Linked DNA regions of Homo sapiens: region 1 is linked to region 2. A link is an interaction called in ENCODE POLR2A ChIA-PET data of the cell type or tissue named here. Cell type or tissue: PC-9. All regions are shown on one strand. Each heading gives the region's core, and the rest is flanking DNA. Links, peaks and the distances in the headings are about the cores only.

Region 1 (10,858 bases), core at 1,273-9,272, 210 kb after region 2:
TCTCACACAGGTAGGGGAAGGCCCAGGTTGAGTACTCTGAAAGCAGAGCATGGCTCCTGAGCCTATGAGGCTTTGGGCAGCTCCTGAGGAACTCAGATTGCCCATCAAATCATCACTTCAAAGGCTTCCACGAGCCAGCAGCTCTGGTGTGTGTTCTGCCGTCAGCTTTAAAATTTCCATCCCTGGTAATTGCCTGGCTTCAGTCCCTGCTTTTAACCTAGGAGAGTTACCCTGATCTGGAATGTATCTAATCATCCTAACAAACCAACCAACAAGATGGTAAATCCTTATTTTCAAAAGAGGTTAAGTAATGTTTCCAAGGTCTAAAACAGACAGTGACAGACCTGGGATTCCCATTCAGATTCATTTGGTTCCAATATTCCCTTTCAGTATCCCTTGAAACTTTAGAGCCAAACTGACACTGTGGTCAGAGCATCTTCCTTAAAACAGAATTTGGGATAGGCATGCAGCTCAGTTCATTAAAAGTAAGTTTCTCTTAGCACAGCAAAATAGGCCTAACTGCTTTTTTTTTTTTGAGATGGAGTTTCACTCTTGTCGCCCGGGCTGGAGTGCAGTGGCACGATCTCGGCTCACTGCAACCTCCATCTCCCGGGTTCAAGTGATTCTCCTGCCTCAGCCTCCCAAGTAGCTGGGATTACAGATGCGCACCACCACACCCAGCTAATTTTTGTATTTTTAGTAGAAACGAGGTTTTGCCATGTTGGCCAGGCTATTCTTGAACTCCTGAGCTCAGATGATCCACCCACCTCGGCCTCCCAAAGTGCTGGGATTACAGGTGTGAGCCACCGCACCCAGCCTAACAGGCCTAACTTCTTAAAACCCCTCCTCCCCACCATGATTCACAATAATTCTCATCAGTTTTCCCCTTCTACCGTCTTCACTCTGAGCTGCTCTCTGAGGCATGCCCGCTGCCCCTCCGGGGGCTGGGGGGCACACACTGCAGCGGGCTGGTTCCACAGGTCAGCAGATCCTGGCCTGTCTGTGCAGCTGCAGAGAGCAAGGAGTCTCTGGCTTCCCTCCAAGCTTCCTTGCCCACATTCTCTTCCCAAGTGTAGAAAGTCAGCATGAGGAGGAAGCCACAGTAGTTATTAAAAGAAAAACAGAGTGTGAATTCTGAACACCTCTTTGAAAATAAATAAAAATGACTGAACCTCCAGCCTATCCTTAAATTCAACACATCTGGGGCAAACAGGTCATTTAAAATAAAGCTGCCACCTAAGCATGGTGGCTCACACCTACAGTCCCAACAATTTGGGAGGCCAAGGTGGAAGGAACACTTGAGGCCAGGCAGCCTGGGCCACACAGGGAGACTCTCATGTCTACTCAGGAGGCTGAAGTGGGAGGATCACCTGAGCCCAGGAGGCTGAGGCTGTAGTGAGCTATGATTGCACCACCTCACTGCAGCATGGGGCAACAGAGCAAGACCTTGCCTTAAAAAAAAAAAAAGGTGTCTCTCAGAAGCAATAAATGTAAGGACAATAAAATTAAGCATATTTGCTTTAGGTTAAAGTTTGCAAATCAGTAGAGTGAGCTTTCAGACTCTAATCTTTGGACAGGATGCTGGGCTCCCTGGCTATGTGCAGGGCTACCTTGTGTCAGCCCAGCACTTTTCAGCTCACTTTTACTCTTCACAAAACTCCTATTAGCTCCACTTTATAGAAAAGGAAATAGAGGCTCAGTAAATGAGGGCAGAGCTAAGACCAGAGCAGGTTTTAGAATTCTCCCCCAAAACACTCCAGCTAGCCCAGGTAACACATTCAAATTTGGTGGCTTAGTCACTGACTTCTATTTTTCTTAATTTTAAGAGGCTAGGGTAGGTAGATGGCAAGATAAGAGAAGTGCCTCTTGCATAGATGCCTGTCACAGCAAAGCAACTGCTCTACAATCCACAGTTAGAATCTATAATTACAAATTAATATTTACTACTGAGCTCCTCTTTTAAAGTATAAATGCAATCTGTGAGGTTAAACTTGATGGGCATTTGCACCCTAGTGAAAGTTACTCTCCTCACACTTTGTTAAGGTATGTATGGCGTTATGAATCTGGATGATGACAAGCAGAGCCAGCAACAGTTAGGACCTTGGAAAGGCAGTGAATTCACAGTAAGGGTACCCAGAGTCTGATGCTACAGCAGTGGTTTGCAGAGGATGCATACTCAGTCATAGGGACAGTGCAAGTGCCTGGGGCAGCAGCGTGACTGTTCTCCCTGAGGGTCCCCCGCACGAGCCATGGACACGTCTGCATAGGTGCAGGAGCAATGCCTGAAAAGCTGCCTGCGAGAAGGGCAGCAGAACAGCCCTCCCTGATACCTCCTTGCACTCCTACCAAGTGAGGTGTCCTGCTTTATACACCATAACAACCTTCACTTAAAACAGAGCAGGACCACGTTTGTCTGGCATCTTCCATGTCAAGCACAGTGTGCACGCTCATAGATACTTACGGAATAAATGATTTGAGCTGCAACTGCAGGTGTCTTTCAGAATGACCACCACCACGCACCCCGTCCCCTGAATACACACCTGAAATAATCTCTATCATCTGGCACAGTGTCTGGTATAAAGTATGCATCTAACCAATTCAGGTTTCCGTTTCTTCCCTCAATATCTATTGAAACCAGGGAAGAAACTGAATGTATTTAAGAAAGACTGGTTTATGACTAATCCAGAAAGAGAAATCTTAAGAAAGAAGAATTCAGAACACAGAGAAAACTCTTGTCGTAGTTGTGGAAAACATAAATGCAATAGGGAGTGAAAAATCATTAAATCTTCTCTTTCAAAGAAAGAATCAGCTTAATTAAATCAACATTCAAAAAAACTATCATTTGCTACATCATTATTTTCTGAAGATTCCAAGGCGAAGAGATAGATATTCCCACTCCTTAGAGAGTGACTTTTGTGTGTGCGGGTGTGCACCAGGAAGGGGATGCAGCTCAGTTCACAGTGGCCACACCCTAGGCAGTCGCAGCCACACCCTGGGTTGTGCCAGCCCCAGAGGTAGCAGATAGCTTCCAGGGACAGGGTGGAAGAACTGATAGCTGGCACCCAACCAATCTCTGGCATGAGCACTCATTTGAACCGCAGACCACATTTTGCTGATTATATACCTACTCTGTGTCACCAGAAACCCTTTCATGAACCCAACAAGATAAAGTTCTTGAGAGTGGGAACTTTGCCCTTGACTTTCTCTTCTACGTAGTGCTAGATACACACAGTCCAAACAGTCCTTTCTGAGCTGAACTTTAATACAGGTGTAGATGACTTTGCAATTCACTTGGTTATATCGTAGCATTTGTTAATCATTATGCAGTTTCCTGGGTTAGTCATAAACCAGCAGTATAAATTAATATTTATGAATTGAAACCTTCTACCACATGCAGCCATGCGTTTCAGTGATGGACTGCATATTTAACAATGGCCCCATAAGACTGTAATGGAGCTGAAACATTCCTATTGCTTAGTGACATCATAGCCACTGTGCCATTGTAACATCGTAGTACACTGTATCATCCACATGTTTGTGGTGATGCTGGTGTAAACAAACCTACTGCGCTGCCAGTCATATAAAAGTATAGCATGTATAATTATGTACAGCACATAACACTTGATAATGATCATAAGTGACAGTTACTGGTTTATGTAGTTACTATACTATACTTTTTAGCATTATAGTGTATTCCTTCTACTTATTAAAAAAAAATGTTAACTGTAAAACAGGTGCAAGCAGGTCCTCCCTGAGGTATTCCAGAAGGCCTTGTTACCATAGGAGAGGACAGCTCCACACATGGCAGGTGTGTCCATGTGACCTTCCACTGGGGCAAGATGTGGAGGCAGAAGACGGATACTGATGATCCTGACCCTGTATAGGCCTAGGATAAGGTGTGTGTTTGTGTCTTAATTTTTAACAAAAAAAGCTTAAAAAGTAACTATGAAATAAAAAGAAAGTTTTAAAAATAGAAAAAATTTCACTTCCAGTTAGAAACCTACAAAGGCCATCAGCTCAAAGTCAGTATGGGTGTTCTGAACTGAATGGTGTTGCTTCTTTAAAAATAAAAAAAGTATTTAAAACATAGAAAAAAAAATCTTATAGAATAAGGATATGAAGAAACAATTTTTGGCCGGGCATGGTGGCTCACACCTGTAATCCCAGCACTTTGGGACGCCAGGGCAAGCAGATCACTTGAGGTCAGGAGTTCAAAACCAGCCTGGCCAACATGGTGAAACCCTGTTTCTACTAAAAATATAAAAAAATTAGCTGGGCGAGGTGATGAGTGCCTGTAATCCCAGCTGCTCGGGAGGCTGAGGCAGGAGAACTGCTTGAATCCGGGAGGTGGAGGTTGCAGTGAGCCGAGATTGCACCACTGCACTCCAGGCTGGGAGACCCAGCAAGACTCTGTCTCAAGAAAAAAACAAAAGAAAACAAAAAACAAAGAAACAATTTTTATGCAGTTACAATGTATTAGTGTTTTAAGCTAAGTATTGTCACAAAAGATTCAAAAGTTTAAAAATTATAGTAAAAAAGCTTCAGTAATCTAGTTTAACTTATTATTGAAGATAAAATATTAAAAAATGAATGTAGTGTAGCCTAAGTATACAGTGTACGTAAGGTCTGCAGCAGTGTACAGAAATGCCCTAGGCCTTCACACTCACCACTCACTCACTGACTCATCCAGAGCAACTTCCAGTCCTGCAGGCTCCATTCATGGTAAGTGCCTTCTACAGGTGTACCATTTTTTGTCTTTTATACCATATTGTTACTGGATCTTTTCTAAGTTTTTAGATATCTTTAGACACACAAATACATACCACTATGTTACAATTGCCTATGGTATTCAGTACAGTAACATGCTGTACATGTTTGCAGCCTAGAAGCAATAGGCTAGACTATATAGCCTGGGTGTGTAGTAGGTTATACTGTCTAGGTTTGTGTAAGTACACTGTACGATATTCTCACAATGACAAAATCACCTAACACATTTCTCAGAACATATCTCCATCATGAGTGAACACATAACTGTAGTTAAAAGTACCTAGTTTTCCCTCTTCTACACTGTTGAGGGAAGTATAAGATAGAACCATCTAGAGGACAGCCTGGCAATAGGTAATTTTTTTTTTTTTTTTTTAACACAGGGTCTCTGTTGCCAAGGCTGGAGTATGGTGGTGCTATCACAGCTCACTGCAGCCTTGACCTTCTGGGCTCAGGTGATCCTCCCAACTCAGCCTCCCAAGTAGCTGGGGCTGCAGGCACACATTGACATGCCCAGCTAATTTCTGTATTTTTAAAATTTTTTTATTTTATTTTATTTATTTTGAGACAGTCTCGCTCTGTCGCCCAGGCTGGACTGCAGTGGCACAATCTCAGCTAACTGCAACCTCTGCCTCCCAGATTCAATCAATTCTCATGCCTCATCCTCCCAAATAGCTGGGATCACAGGCGCCCGCCACAACACCCGGCTAATTTTTTTATTTTTTAGTAGAGATGGGGGTTTTGCCATGTTGGCCAGGCTGGTCTCAAACTCCTGGCCTCAACTGATACGGCTGCCTCAGCCTCTCAAAGTACTGGGATTACAGGTGTTAGCCATCACGCCCAGCCTATGTATATTTTTTCTTTTTTTTTTTTTTAAGAGATAGGATCTTCCTATGTTTCTTAGGCTGGTCTCGAACTCCTGGGCTCTAGTGATCCTCCCATCTCAGCCTCCCAAAATGCTGGGAATACAAGCATGAGCCACAGCACCTGGCCAGTAATATTCTTTTTAATATTAATATTCTTTGGCTCATTAATCCTACTAGAAATCTATCCTGAGGTAACAATCAGAAATGCAAACAAATTTGGTTCAAAGATATTTACTTCAGCAATATTTATGATGGCAAAACCAGAAATACTACATATGTCCAATAATAGAGGGCCAGTTAAATAAATAATATACCCGTTAAATAGAACATTATACAACTGTTAAAAATGGTGTGTACAAATATTAAAGAGGTTAAAACAGGCTCAATATACAGCAGGTTGAGTGGGGAAAAAAGAAAATAAAAGTATATGTAGAATAATCTTGGTTTTCTTAATAATAGAAAAAAATTAAGAAAGTATTAAAATCATAAGCATAGTTATTTCTAGATGGCTAGATTATAGATTTTTCTTTGTAATTTTCTGTAATTTCCAAAATGAGCAAATACATATCTAAAAAAACTTAGAGTGGCTTGACAATCATTATTCATTGAGAAGACAGAGGAACAGGCAGTATGGAATGATGGAACCGAAAGATCAGACCTGACTTCTGGCTTGAGTACCACCACTTATCTGCTAAGTGCAGTTCACGAGACAGCTTTGCAGTTGAATGCAGTTTTGGAATCAAATTGTCTGCATTCAGAACCTGGTTCTCATATTTCCTAGTTGAGTGTCCTTGGGAATATTACTTAACACCTTTCAGCACCTCAGTTTCCTCACTTGTTAAATGGAGATACTAATATAACCTTGGAAGGTTGTTGAGAGGATTAGATGGACATACTGTCTATAAACATTCATCATGATGCCTGACACATAGGAAGGACTCAGTAAATGTTATATATTATGTTACGTTACATATGCTAATGTTTGGTTAACTGTCCTTGACCTGACTCAACGGGGATGTTTGGCTAAATGATAATGAATATACATTTTAGAATTTATAACTGCCATTTTAAAATAGCAAAGTTTAGAACCACATATATCCTCTTCCTTTTCTGAACTCTCAGCAGCCAGCCATGTTAAAATATATGCTATCATGTGAAAGGCAGAAGCAGCCAGAAGGAAGCAGGATTTTAGCACTGACTATGGACATCCGGAAGCTGCAGTCATTCAAACTCTTGCTGCAGCCAGACACTGCTCAGCACTGCATGAGGGTGATCGTGCATTCATTTACTTATTCAGGCTTACTGAGTGCCCACTATGTGCCACTCACTGGGCTAGTGCTGGAGACGAACAGGGAACAGCCAGAGGTTGGTTCTTTATGAAACTCATTTTCTAGCAGGGGACACAGGCAAATAAGTAAACAAGTACCCAATTCCAGATTTTTCCCTTCCTAGCAATAATCACAAACTAGGTATAACACAATAAAACAAAAACAAAATAAATGGGTAGGGAAAGACAGAAATAGGATGAAAGAGTTTCTATTCTTACTTTCCTTATTAGCAATTGCAGAGGTAGCTGCTCCTAGTTAACTGTTTGTTGGCAGTCTTAAGTCAAAATAGATCAGTCAAGAGAACATTAAAGGTTTAAAAGAAATTTGAATTATCTATTTTTTTAAATTAGAAAGTTTTTGTCACTTATTTAAGGGTAGAGATCCTAAATGTTTTTACTCCTAGTGGACTTCAATACTGTTTTATGATTCATCTTTTCCTGTGGGAAATCTACAAGACTAGAGATAGCAGGAATTGAGGAGTCAGACAGACCTGTATTCATACATAGCCCCTGCAAGCTTTAGGATGTATCTAATTTCTCTACAAAACAGGGAAAATACTACCCATTTATATCACAGTGTGGTTTGAAGAATTAAATTAGATAAACTAGATATGTACCTGGTATAAACAATAAATGTTGGTCCAAATATGAAGAAATAAATACTGGTAACTGTACATGTCTGTCCACATATGCAACAGTTCCTAAATGAGGATATACTGGTTTTTCTACAAATCAGTTGTATGCTCTTACACAATAGTTCTGATTTTGTTTAAAATAATTCAAATTTGGCAAAAGGCTGGTCTAATTAGATTGCAAAATAGAGTTTCCTACCGTAGACAGCATAATGAATCAAAGAACACTTAATTCATTTATTCAACCAGAATATATAAAGCACTTGCTGTCTATGCCAGGAACTGCTGAGGGGTGGGGATGCAGCAGTGAACAAGAAAGGGTCCTGCCCTCAAGGCCCTGACCTTCGAATGATGACAGGAGACTGACAACAAACATGCAAACAAAAAACAGCTTCAGGGAGTGGGAACTCTTTTTTTGTTTTGAGACAAAGTTTTGCTCTTCCCCCCAGGCTAGAGTGAAGTGGCACGATCTAGGCTCACTGCAACCTCCGCCCCCTGGGTTCAAGTGATTCTCCTTCCTCAGCCTCCCGAGTAGCAGGGATTATAGGTGCCCACCATCACACCAGGCTCATTTTTGTATTTTTAGTAGAGACGGGGTTTCACCACGTAGGCCAGGCTGGTCTCGAACTCCTGACCTCAGGTGATCCACCTGCCTCAGCCTCCCAGAGTGCTAGGATTACAGGCACCTGGCCAAGAATGGGAACTCTTCTGGGGAAAACACACGGCAATGGCATAGAGACTGGGCAGGGCTGTTGCATCAGGATCCCGGCTGGGAAGGCCTCCTTTGTGTGGCATTGAATATAGTATACCTCTCTAGATGGACTATGTGCTCTTTGAGGACAGAGAGCGTGTCTCCTTGCTTATATTTTTTATAGCAACTTGCATGAAGACAGAAACTCAGTAGAATGCTGCTGTTCTATATCCTAGATCAGTGGTTCTCAAACTTTGGTGGCATTAAAATCACCTGGAGAGTTTGTTAAAACATACCTCAGTCCCAGAGTTTCTGGTTCAGTCATGTTAGGTGGGGCCTGAGTATTATCATATCTAACTAGTTCCTAGGTAATGCTGATGATGTTGGTCAAGGACCACATTTTAAGAACCACTGTTCTGAGCAAAAACAAAATTTGCAGGAGGTGGTGATTCTATCTGATTCAAAACCACAGTCACAGTCTTGTCTTGGTGGTTATATTCTACTACTATCTTTGGAGGCTCCTGAGGTGCTCCTTCTGTACCACCCCTGAAAACAGAATGGGGCTGATGAGATCAGAGACTGTTGTGAAGAGCAAGCTCCAGCTAAGCTCTTCACAATTACACACTAACAGTGTGCCCAGCAGAAGACTGACTTCTTCTTTCAGCTTTAACAGAGGTTCGAGACAACAAAGCAAGTGTGTAAGCCAGCTCAGTATCTTCAGAGTCTCTATCCTGTGACCACCATTGGGTTACCAGATCTCACTTCATGGTCATGGTCACTCACCAGATCAGATTTTCCCATAGTCAAATGAGTCAGAGTTCTAGGTTCTCCATCCTTCAAAAGTAATGCTCATTATGCTACAGAATGACCTCTCTGGGATCATCCCTTCTAATACCATGGATCAGGCATACCTCAACTTCTGAATGATTAGAAACATGACTTCAAATGAAAGGCCTATTTAATGAATCAGTAGGACTTCCAGCCAACTTCTCATGGAATTTTTCATCCCATCTGGCAGAAACAGCAAAACTGAAAATATCACTACTACATATATAATACCTAACTATAAGACCTGGTCCCATAGAGTGCTTCTTTTGTTTTGTTTTGTTTTGAGACAGGGTCTTGCTCTGTCACCAAGGCTGGAGTGTAGGGGTGCTATCTCAGCTCACTGCAGCCTCTGCCTCCCGGGTTCAAGCAATTCTCATGCCTCAACCTCCAGAGTAGCTGGGATCACAGGCACATGTCACTACACCCAGCTAATTTTTGTATTTTTAGTAGAGATGGGGTTTCGCCATGTTGGCCAGGCTGGTCTCGAACTCCTGACCTCAAGCAGTCCACCTGCCTCAGCCTCCCAAAGTGCTGGGATTACAAGCATGGGCCACCGCGCCAGGCCTAGAGTGCTTCTTTTATGGCAGGCACTGTAACAGAGTTTAGATATTTTAACACTTTCCATCCTTACAACAATCCCATATGATAGTTACTATTATTATCCCCATTCTATGGATGAGGAAATGGAGGCAAAGAGAAATTCAACAATTTGCCTAAGGTCCCACAGCTGATGAGTGCACAGCTGGTGTCTGAATACAGGCAGACTGATGCCAGTGTCCATGCTTTTTGCTACTAACACACTACTGGGTTTGTCCCTTACTCAGAAGTTAAATCACCTCTTCCCCCAGTACGGGAAGCACCGAGGGGAAAGTCCTCTGCAACGTTCAATTGAAGGCAATTGAATCCTGCTGCACCACAGGCTTCTACTCCAGGAGAGAAACAGAGCCAGGGCCCAAGAGCATAGGGGAGGGAGAGACAGATCCACGATCGTTGGAATACTTTACATAGAGGATCATACCATCTGCAAAGAGAGACAGTTTTACTTCTTCCTTTCCAATGTGGATGTCTTTTATTTATTTTTTTTTCTTGACTGATTGTCCTGGTTAGGGGCAATGCAATGTTGAATACCAGTGGCAAGTGCCGACATCCTTGCCTCTTTCCTCATCTTAGGGGGAAGCATTCAGTCTCTCTCCTTTAAATATGTTATTAGTGGCTGGTTTCCACAGATGCCCCTTTTAAGAATACTTTAGAAACCTAATTATTTCTAGAATGTGGGTTTTTTTTTTTTTTTAAGACGGAGTCTCTCTCTGTCCCACAGGCTAGAGTGAGTGGCAGAGTGCAGTGGCACGATCTTGGCTCACTGCAACCTCCACCTCCTGGGTTCAAGTGATTCTCCTGCCTCAGCCTCCTAAGTAGCTGAGATTACAGACATGCACCACCATGCCCAGCTAATTGTTGTATTTTAGTAGAGACAGGGTTTCGCCATGTTGGCCAGGCTGGTCTTGAACTCCTGACCTCAAGTGATCCACCCTCCTTGGCCTCCGAAAGTGCTGGGATTACAGGTGTGAGCCACCGTACCTGGCTGGGTTTTTGTTTTGTTTTGTTTTTGTTTTGAGACAGGGTCCCCCTCTGTCATCCGGGCTGGAGTGGAAGTGGCACAATCAGGGCTCACTGCAGGCTTGACCTCTGGACTCAAGCAATCCTTCTGCCTCAAAGTAGCTGATATTACAGGTGTGTGCCACCATGCCCA
Region 2 (10,858 bases), core at 1,474-9,473:
TACACAGGGAAGTCCTATTATTTATTATTTCTACACACAGATCTGACAAGCTTCTTTTCCAAATTTCAAAAACCATAAACAGGGAAGTGAAAGGGAAGGTATCCAACATTTATTGATGGCCTCTCTCTCTGTGTCGGGAACTTTTTAAAATTCTCATTTACAAGAGGAAACTAAGGGTTTAAGTGTCTTGTAAAGGTCCCTCGGCAACAACATAAGACCTGTGGGCTGAAACTAGAACTCACTTGGCTGGCTCTAAAGTCAGTGGAGGCTGGGTTGCAGCCAGCTGCCACCTGATGTACTACTATACGGAAGTCAAAAACTGACATCAGACTCAGCCTGCAACGGGCCATTCACTCACTGTTCCTTAAGGACACAAAGCAGTGCTTGAAATACTTCCCAAACATCTCTCTTGTAAGTTTTCCCAAGTGCTGGCACTTCAGACGGGCTGTGAAACACTGCTAATCCTGAAGCTCCAGGCAGATGGGGTTTTTACACCAAAGGACCTCCCATGATCTTCATTCGCCTCTGCCTTGTGCCTACATCAAGCGTGGGCCAGACTACACCCTATGGATGTTTTCTGATCTGGAAGCAGCACTGTCCTGAACCTGGCTGCCCTACCAAGAGCAACTTTGCTCTTCACTTGTTTAGAATGCAGCATGAAGAGACACTCCAGGGCAGCAGTGAAGAAATTAGCTTCAGAGAAGTTTATCATCTGAGACTACGGTACTCTAAAGAAAGGGAAAACAGAGATTAAGAGCCTGTGCATATGAACAAAGAGATTGATGAGAGCCAAACGAGATGACTGATGGTTTCCGTCAAGTATTTAGCAAGGATGATTTAGCACCCTTCTACCAAGGGTGACGAGAGGACTTATGGCTTCCATTTCAGTAAGCAAGGACCTTCAAGTGGAAGTCATGAAAGAATAAAAAACGATGAGGGCTTCCATCAGAACTCCTTCTACCTTCCAAGGACTGCCAGCTAATTATCAGTTAATTGAAAATGATAACATAATTTGCTGAAATTAAAAGTGGTATCATGAAATCTGCGTGTATTTTGCTAGAGGCAGGACTGGCATGGTGAAGAGAAAAATAAGCTTAAGTCACACAAGCTGATGTCTGAATCCAGATGTGCTGTCTGACCTTGGACAAGGTTGTTAACCTCCTTTAACCTGAGTTCCTTCATCTGTAAAATGGCCAGGTAGGGAATGCCTATCTTAGCAGGCATGTAATAAACAGTCAATAAACCAGAGCTATTGAGTTTTACTGTTGTTTTTTTTTGTTTTTTTTTTTTTTTTTTTTTTGAGACGGAGTCTCGCTCTGTCGCCCAGGCTGGAGTGCGGTGGCGGGATCTCGGCTCACTGCAAGCTCCGCCTCCTGGGTTCACGCCATTCTCCTGCCTCAGCTTCCCAAGTAGCTGGGACTACAGGCGCCCGCCACTACGCCCGGCTAATTTTTTGTATTTTTAGTAGAGACGGGGTTTCACCGTTTTAGCCGGGATGGTCTCGATGTCCGGACCTCGTGATCCGCCCGCCTCGGCCTCCCAAAGTGCTGGGATTACAGGCGTGAGCCACCGCGCCCGGCCGAGTTTTACTGTTTTTAGGATACAAATTATATGAAAAGTTGCTGCTAAGGTTGGCATGCCTGTGTCCCCCTAAAATGCCTGTGTTGAAACTTAATCCACGTATCAATAGCGTTAAGAGGTGGGACCTCTGGGAGGTGATTAGGTCATGAAGGCTCAGCCCTCATGAATGGAATTAGCGCCCTTTTAAAAGAGACTTGGGGGATACCTTTTGCCCTTTCCATCAAGTGAAGACCATAAAAGGCACTAACTATGAAGCAGAGAATGGGCCCCCCACCAGACACTGAATCTACTGGTGCCTTGAACTTGGGCCTCATAGACTCCAGAATTGTGAGCTATAAATTCCTGTTGTTTATAAATTACCCAGTCTAAGCTATTTTATTATAGTAGACTGGACAGATGCTTTCTTTTATTTTTCTCAACAAAGCAGTTTCAAGTATTATACTTACTCCCAGTAAAGTATCAAGTATTTTAGGCAAATCATGCAGACTTGGTTCCTACTCTCTTGGAGTTGACCACCACGGCTCTAAGGATTATAATAGAAACAAGGGAGTCAAGAATAGCGAATAGATATGAGATAAGGTTAAGAATTCACTCTGGGGCGGGGCGCTGTGGCTCACACCTGTAATCCCAGAATTTTGGGAGGCTGAGGCGTATGAATCACTTGAGCTCAGGAGTTCCAGACCAGCCTGACCAACATGTTGAAACTCTGTCTCTACTAAAAATACAAAACATTAGCCAGGTGTGGTGGTGTGCACCTGTAGTCCCAGCTACTTGGGAGGCTGAGGTGGGAGAATCACCTGAGCCTGGGAGGTCGAAGCTGCAGTGAGCTGCAATTGCACCACTGCACTCCCGCCTGGGCAACTGGAGTGAGGCCCGTCTCAAAAAGTGAGACCCTGTCTCAAAAAAAAAAGAATTCACTCTGCACAAACATCATGCACAACTGCAGGGAGATGAATTATAACCCTAGGTCACAGTCCCCTCTACTTTTGTCAACAGTAGAAAAGCAATTGGAAAAGCAAGGAAGGCTTCAACAGGAAGAGGGCAGCTTCAAAGGTGTGGTATGTGGCCTTCAAGACAAGGCTGTGGAGGGTGGGGACAAAGGTGGATACAAAGAACTAAGAAGGTGATCCTGAAAGGCAGCAGGCAGGTGTGATCAACACAGCCTGAAAACAAGCAGTGGGACACAGGGTGAGCATCTTGAATCTGCCCCGCAGTGCAACTGCGTGCACAGGGTTAAGGTGGGGACAGAGGACTGATCAATGTCCAGCAGTCTGGACTATAGCAAAATATGATGGTGGCTTGAACCTCCTTCAAAGCTGTGAGCCCTGACGCAAACAGCAACCCAAAGAAGAGTAAAGACTGGTCCCGCACAAGGAGACTAGTGGGGAGGGTTATTGCAGTGGAACGGGAGGCCTGCTGTGATGGGCAAAGCAGGGTGGACAAGGTGGGCAGGGGAGGGCCAGAGAAGGCAAGAGCTTCTTCCCCAGAGTTGAGTTTGGGAAGGGACTTTCACTTCCAACCCATTGATCTTATTGAGACAGGGTCTCACTCATGACTTAGTTCAGCCTTGAACTCCTGGGCTCAAGTGATTCTCTCCTACCTCAGCTTCCCCCTACTCCTCCCCACCCAGTAGCTAGGACCACAGGCATGCACCACCACACCCTGCTAATTTTTTGTGGGTTTTTTTGTAGAGACAAGAATTTTACCATGTTGCCTAGGATGTTCTCAAACTCCCGGGCTCAAAGTGATCCACCCACCCTGGCCTCCCAAAGTGCTAGGATTACAGACGTGAGCCACAGCTCCCGGCCCCACTGATCTTTCTGACAGGGTGCTATTTAGGTCTGAAATGCAGGGAAGGGTTCAGGGATCTGGGCCCAGAGGGCAGAATGTCACTTCACTGAGAGCTGGAATACATGTAACAAGAAAAGTTCAGTTAAGGGGTTCAGTTAAGGTTAACCAACTCAGACACCAGCGGAGGACCAGCAGCGAGTCTCCAACACAGGAAGGAGACCACAGCTCTGGACTGGTGCATGGAGGGGCGGGGCGCAGGAAGGGGGTCCTCCTCTAGACATCCAGAAACTTCAGGGGTAACAAATGGTGTTAACCTCCATTCCCAGGTTGCCAGCAGCCTCCTCCGCAGGGGGAAATGAGATGATGCACCCACCCACTCAGAACACCTGCCCCAAGTTCAAAGTACACTTGGAAAACATGGCCTTTTTATGTAGATTTAATTACAGTCCTCCATTCCCTGTGTCATAAACGTTGCAACTCAGTGAACTGTCTTATCTTTTTCATTCTTCAAAACACACGGTTATTCAACATGTTGTAGCAATCCCAGCAGAAGATTTATCCAGCAGATGCCAATCTACAGAATTTGATTTCTGGTTTACGCAGCCCTTTCAACACTTATGTAGCTAACAAAATAGTCCCTGAAGGCCTCAGAATGATGAATATATAAAACAGGACCCGCTCCCACAGTCATTGTCACTGCTTTGAACACAGCTGGAATGCCTGGCTTCCCTGTCACCCTTGCCCCATCAGCATTCCATTTTCTTTCTTGCAGTGACCCTGGCCAGGTCACTGTGAACATCTTCTCAGAGATTGGGAAGGGGAAGTTCCTATGGCTCAGGGTCCAGAAGTTGCTGCAACTCTCCCTCCTCCCATGGGGCCTCTCCTGGGCTAAGGGACGAGTACCATGCAGGGAGTCAACACAGGGGCCCTACAGAAAGGGCTATGAAGTGGGCACTGCTGGCTCAGCAGACTGTGTGACATGTCCAGACACTTCTGCTTCATGACCTGGCATAACCTTCCTGGACTTGGGCATTCTCTCCGGGGACAAGTTCCCAGGCCTATCAGAGCAGCTGGTTGCTTGTTTGTTCACCTGTCAGCAAATCGAGCTAATGTAGGCAAGGCTCCCAAGGGGGTGGACTGGGAACCACAGCCATTCTGCAGGACACCCAGGGCAGTAGTGACAGACCCACCTACACACATAGGAGGCACAGGGCATGAAGAGGTTGGCCAGCCCACATGTGAATCCTTGGTTCCATATCTTACTGGTGGAGCAACTTCAGGCAGGTTACTTAACCTCTCTGAGCCTCTACTCTCTCCCCTATGACAGAGGTCCAGTACCTCACACCTCGGGATAAAAGTGCACAGACTATCAATCTTTAAGATGCATCTTGCACAGTGGCTGTAAACTCAACACATGCTAGTGGGGTCTTCAAACATCCACCTTATTCACACAACTGATACATCCTGAACTCATGAGTTTTTGTAATGGTCTGAAAGGAAAAAAACCTTTTTCCAATCCTAATACCATGCTTACTCCCTCTTTCTCAGAGTGCTAATTCTAGATGTCATGATCCACAAAACTCCTTCTGTACCAATTCTCTCAATCCCTCCAGCAGATACAGACAGTCTCTCCTAGTAGTCAGATCAGGCCTGGTGGGAGGATCTAACCTTTTATGGGGTGCAGTAAACACTGACAGCCTAAAGCAAACGTTGAGAGGGGTAAAAGGGAGAAAGTAAGGCCAACAGGAGTAGGGTAGAATGACAGATGTCAGCCAAAGCTGCAGGGGAAGGACATGTGGTATACAGTGGTAATGAGACATCATTCAAATGCTTCGCTTCGCACACAGGGCTGTCAAGCCTCAAACTGCTGTTCCTGCCTCTCACTCCTGCTACGTACCAGGTGTGAGCACACACTGCTGTTCCAAGCCCTCCGATTTTGTCTGGAAATGCCACCCAGCACATGCCCGCACCCCCTTTGCAATCTGCCTAACTCCTGCTCATCCCTCCAGCTCCAGCTCAGTCATTACCTCCTGTCATCTGCCTCCTCCAACTCCCTACCCCAGGCAATTGTGGCTCCCTCATGGGTGTCCCCACAGTACTCTGCACTCCAGATCATGCCACTTACGCAACTGCACTGTCATGGGTTATGTCAGTTATCTGTCTACTGCCTTACTCATCTTTGCAATGCCAGGTACTAGAGATACAACAGACACTCAATGTTTGCTGAATAAATTAATGTATCAGATGGTACTTAGTACCATAAGTCACCTACTGCTACAGTGGACCGTGATCAGCTTAGTACAAAGCATGATTCAAAGAGAAAAGGGTTCAAGTACTGGATGTGCCACTGGCTAGCTGCATGTGCTTGGGGAAGGCACTTCCTCTCTGAGTCTTAGTTTTGTCATGTTAATATGTAACAAAAGAGGGGTGAATAATACCATCTACCCCACAAGACTGTGGTTGACTCAAGGTCACTCGAGAAAGCAGATGTGAAGATTCTAGTAACTATAAGTCCTTTCTTCGAGTTGAAATACTTTCCCAAGCCCCTAAAAACATTCTCTCTGCAGAGAATGAAGACAAGGCACATGTATACCTGCCTTCTGAGCCTCATCTCTGTCAACATGTTCGCAAAAGTAAAAAAAAAAAAAAAAAAACCCTGGGGCCGCCTATGAGGGCCATATTTAACACATATCCTTAATTCTCAGGCTCTGAATACTTGTCCCAGTTGACATCTGCAGCTGCCAAGAGTGACATTTGACTCTGGAAGTGTGTTCCAATAAACTTGCCTATTAAAGCTTTCCAGCTCCCACTGGATAAGCCTAAGACTGAAGACTTAGGAAGGTGAACAATTAAATCACCTCCTGGAAAACTAACCATAAGCAATTTAATATAATCGTGTATCACAACTCCTAGTTCACTTACTGAAATCATTCAAAATCTCTTTTCCTAATAAATAACCCTCCGGCCAATTGCAAGATAAAAACACACAGGAATGTCAACTAAATTTTTAAACTAAGAACCAAGGGTAGTGTGGTTAAAAAGAGGGAGGAAGATTTTTGTTTTAAAGCTAAATGCCTCTGAAGCTCATTACAAGTTACTTGTGGGGTGGGGGTGGGGGGAGGAAATTTTAATGACAAAAAAAAAAAAAATCACCTAATACCCAAAATACCAGGAGCTGGGGATACAACAGGCACGTAATGTTTGCTGAATAAATTAATGTATCAGACGGTACTTAGTACCATAATTTGGCTACTGCTTCAATGGGCCCCACTCAGCTTACTAGATATCAGAATTCAAAGAGAAGATTCAAGCACTGGCTAGGCCACTGATTAGCTGTGTGAGCTTGGGAAGATACTTTCATTTCCGGGCCTTAGTTTTATCATCTGAATGCAGACATATGTATCTTATAATATGTAATAAATGTTTTTTATATATACAGATATAGAAAAGATAAAACCTTCTACACTGGAAGACACACATCATTTTAACATGGGGAAATTCTTTATGGTTTATATATATTTTCATACCTATTTTCACATTTTATTCTCACAACACTCAGATGCTATAGACAGCACAGATTCCCAACCGCTGGACCAGAGATGATCAAAAACCACAGGTTAGTCAATCTGCACCAGGGCGTAAAAAGGCCAAGCAGAGAATAGATTGTGTATTTTGATTTCTCTACTCTGCAACTATTCCCAAGGTTTCACATTGGCCAGGACAAGGAAACAGGGTTCCAACTCTCCAGAGGGCCAGGCTGGCTCTGTGACGATGCACACCCCACGTCCCCACCCCACATCCACCTGTGCTCCTCGAATATTCATGTTCCCCATCACAGGTAGCCCCAGCTTCTACACACTAGTCAGACACAGCGACTTCCAGCAGCTCACGCACAGCAAGATTCAAGTAGCACATATTCTACTGCTCTGCACATATTCAGACACCAACAGAAACCCGGGAATGTCCAACTCAGCTGGCTGAGATGTTATGTGGGTCTCAGTCAGCCCAGACAGAAGGAGCTTGCAAGAAAAAAAAAAAAAAAAAAGAAAAGAAAAAACTGGGAAGTGACCGAATATATATGTAAAAACAGTTTTACTTCCTACCACGATGGATTCTGGGCCCATTGAAATGTGTTAAAAAAACTGTGTGAGCTGTCCTGAAACAAAATGTAAGGAAGTAGAATCTGTTGCTATATATAAGCACCTTATTTGGGGACATCTTTGCTGCAAAATAAATGGAGATTCAGACAAGAACTAGGAATAGGTGTTTGTGGAATGAATTAAGAAAGCCTAATACATTATATAACTCCCCTTCACATACACAAGAGCTACCTGGACCTGTCAATCACAATCTATGTCATTCTAAAGGTAAAGTCTTTTTCATTTATTTTATAAGCATCCATCTTTCCAGGGTAGGATAGTTTAAAACGAAGGTGGGTGGGAGAAACATAGGCTGGCTAACCATCTGCACTCCTTACAATTTAAGGCTGAAAATGTAGCAATGGTAATTTTCCCCCAGTGAGCTACTTTACAGAATATGTCCCTCTCTTTTCAGTGTCATGTGTACAAAGTATCTAGAAAATTATTTATTATACCTTCGTATGGGAATTTATTTAATTATTCAAACCCAGTTAAATTCTTCTCAGTTATGTTCTCCTACAGTAGGGTTCTGTACGAGTTGGGGATTGGCAGGAAAAACAGAAGTATAAAGGAAAGATTTAGAGGACCAGAATAAAGCATGGAAGGTAGTATTCATGGACTAGAAAAGATATGGTGAAGTAAGATAGGAGTTAAGTGGGAAGAGTGGGGGAGCTGCTTCAGCGTAAAGGACTGAACAAAATCAGAACAAACATAGGAAAAGTCAAATACAGATTTTTTTCTAATCTGAAGAGATCCAAAAGACACACTCACTTTATTTATTTATTTATTTATTTATTTATTTATTTATTTATTTATTTTTAAAAAAGGAAGCCTAGTTAGCAATGTACAGTCTAACTCTAGAAGACAGGGCTGGGGGCTGCGGAAGTGGGACCCAGTTCCCTACTACACTGGTCAGGCTGGCAATGGCGCCTTATGCTACATGTTGGTTCTCTGCAGTATGTGACTAATCAGGTCCTACAGCAAAACCAGGGAAATCGGTTTACTTCCCCATGGGACACCCAAGAATCATCTGAATGAGGTTAACTAATATCCAAGGAGCAGACATAATTTGTTCTCCATCCCCCACCTAGTGTGGCAACACCAAATACCACACATACGTCCAGCAGCAGGAAGTAACACACAGGCAGGAGTGGTTTCCAACTCCCAGACAGTCTTTTTGTGTGAGATCACACAGACGTTCTCAGCCTGCCACTGTGCTCTGAGGTGCCTGGTGAAGCCACTCCAGATCCCACTGCTCCAATGCTTCCTATGCGCTCAGAAAGTCTCAACAGGCATTCTGCCTCACAATCTGAACCCCAAAATGAGAGGAGATAGGAATGGCACCTAAAGTTTCTCAGACTTCCCAAAGAGCATGGACTTCTGACTACACAGATCTAGTTGAAAGAACTGGTGAACATTCAGCATCCAAGAATCTAAAACTGTTAACTGTTAAGAAAGAAATTTTGAAAGATGAGGTCTTTATATTCTAGCAACAAAATACAGCTGCTCCCATGAGTGGACATTCCAAAAGCCCTTGAGTGTCTATCCAGAGCCTTACACTTAGGGTAAGTTAAGAGTTCTAGGGAAGATAACTCACTTGTCTCCAGTTGTGAAATACTCAAGAAGGGAGATAGAATTACAGCACAGAGATAAGAATGAAAAAGATGCAGGATAGCAATAGTACCTAAACCTGGTAATACTAGGGGCCCGAAACAAATACTTTTCATTATTTTCATGGGTCATAAAGCATCAAAGGATGGAAAGAGGAACACTCTATGAAATACATTCTGGGTAAGGATGATGTTTAGTGAGGGAAGCACTGAGGTGAAGAAGAACTTAACTCTGAGGTTTAAAATTCCTTTCTGGATAAAGATCCTTTCCGGAAAAAAAAAAAAAGATCCTTTCTGCAAACACCTGGTTGGAGCGGGGGTGGGTGAGAGAGAACCCACTAGATTTAGCAGAAAGACATTAATACTTGGCCTACTTTTTAAAAAATAAATATTTGACATATTTGACATGGTGTTTTTGGAATTTTTTTTAAATGAAAACAAAAAAAAAAATATCAAATATGCCTGACAAGTGAAGGGTAGGAAATGCAATAGGGAAATATATTTCTCCTTTCACTTTGCAAATAAAGGTGGGCATTAAAATCACTGAGATGATCTGCTCTTCCCAGCACCCAAATTTTCCCCCATCTCTGATTAGATTTGGGAGAGGCCTCATCAGTAGGTTCAGCTCTTTGTGGGGCCTCTCAGCACTAGCGCTAAAGCCTAACAGCAGCCCAGCATTAAAACCTGTTCTCTATGACACATATGATTCTACAAAGCTCCACTGGAAGGCGGCCCCTTGGAGCTCACACAGAGGAAGGATCAGGCCTTGATATTCACATGACAAGTAATCAAAGGGGCAACTTAGAAGAAAAGAAACCAGAGCCAGGGCACCAAGAGAGGGATAAACTTGGGAACAATAACCTTTAAGGGAAGATCACTCTTTGATATTTATTTGAGAGATGTTTGACTATCCATTAATCATAATATCCAAGTAGTTTCCATAGAGCTGTGGCAACACTTCCCATGCTATCTATTTCCCTGCACCGTTTGTCCACATACCCACCCATTCTTTCTCCTTTCTACCCAAATAACAAGACACCTCCTGTCCCAACTCCAGAAGAAAGAACTTATATAAGGAAGGATAGATGAAATGCTAAGAGGCAGGTTAAGGGATGTGTTCTATGGGACTAAATATATGGGTCCCCTGCTCTGGAAGCCTTTTAAAAACCATAAGCACTAATTTACATTCCTACCAACAGTGTATAAGCATTCCCATTTCTCCACAGTCTCGTCAGCATCCACTGTCTCCTGACTTTTTAATAATCGCCATTCTGACTGGCGTGTGGTGGTATCTCATTGTGGTTTTGATTTGCGTTTCTCTGATGATCAGTGTTGTTGAGCTTTTTCTCATGTTTGTTGGCCACGTAAATGTCTTCTTTCGAGAAGTGTCTGTTCATATCCTTTCTCCACTTTTTGATGGGGTTGCTTTCTTCTTGTAAATTTGTTTAAGTTCCTTGTAAATTCTGGATATTAGACCTTTGTCAGATGGGTAGATTGCAAAAATTTTCTCCCATTCTATAGGTTGCCTGTTCATTCTGATGATAGTTTCTTTTGCTGTGCAGAAGTTCTTTAGTTTAATTAGATCAACTTTATCAATTTATCAATTTTGGCTTTTGTTGTAATTAGTTCAACCATTGTGGAAGACAGCATGGTGATTCCTCAAGGATGCTGAACCAGAAATGCCATTTGACCCAGCAATCCCATTACCGTGTATGCACCCAAAGGAATATAAATCAT

The links. Peaks named below come from ENCODE experiments on the same cell type or tissue, not always from the same donor. Only the 100,000 strongest peaks of a DNase experiment are listed, where the experiment ranks them.
Region 1: POLR2A ChIA-PET joins it to region 2 with 19 read pairs; 2 of 35 experiments call an interaction of 5 or more read pairs at or near these places.

What each region holds. Positions count from the first base shown.
Region 1 is chr1:165,638,336-165,649,193 of GRCh38, reverse strand. All of the region lies in intron 1 of MGST3 (microsomal glutathione S-transferase 3), which reads right to left. Among named protein-coding and RNA genes, the nearest start is that of MGST3, 13 kb to the right of the region's middle. In PC-9, for the core only: no CTCF peak of the experiment used is centred there; a DNase peak (open chromatin) is centred at 4,683.
Region 2 is chr1:165,852,070-165,862,927 of GRCh38, reverse strand. The region is part of intron 1 of UCK2 (uridine-cytidine kinase 2); the gene reads right to left. Among named protein-coding and RNA genes, the nearest start is that of UCK2, 30 kb to the right of the region's middle. RefSeq lists enhancers at 1,014-1,514, 1,515-2,015 and a silencer at 5,622-5,916. In PC-9, for the core only: no CTCF peak of the experiment used is centred there; a DNase peak (open chromatin) is centred at 8,577; H3K27ac peaks cover 1,482 bases.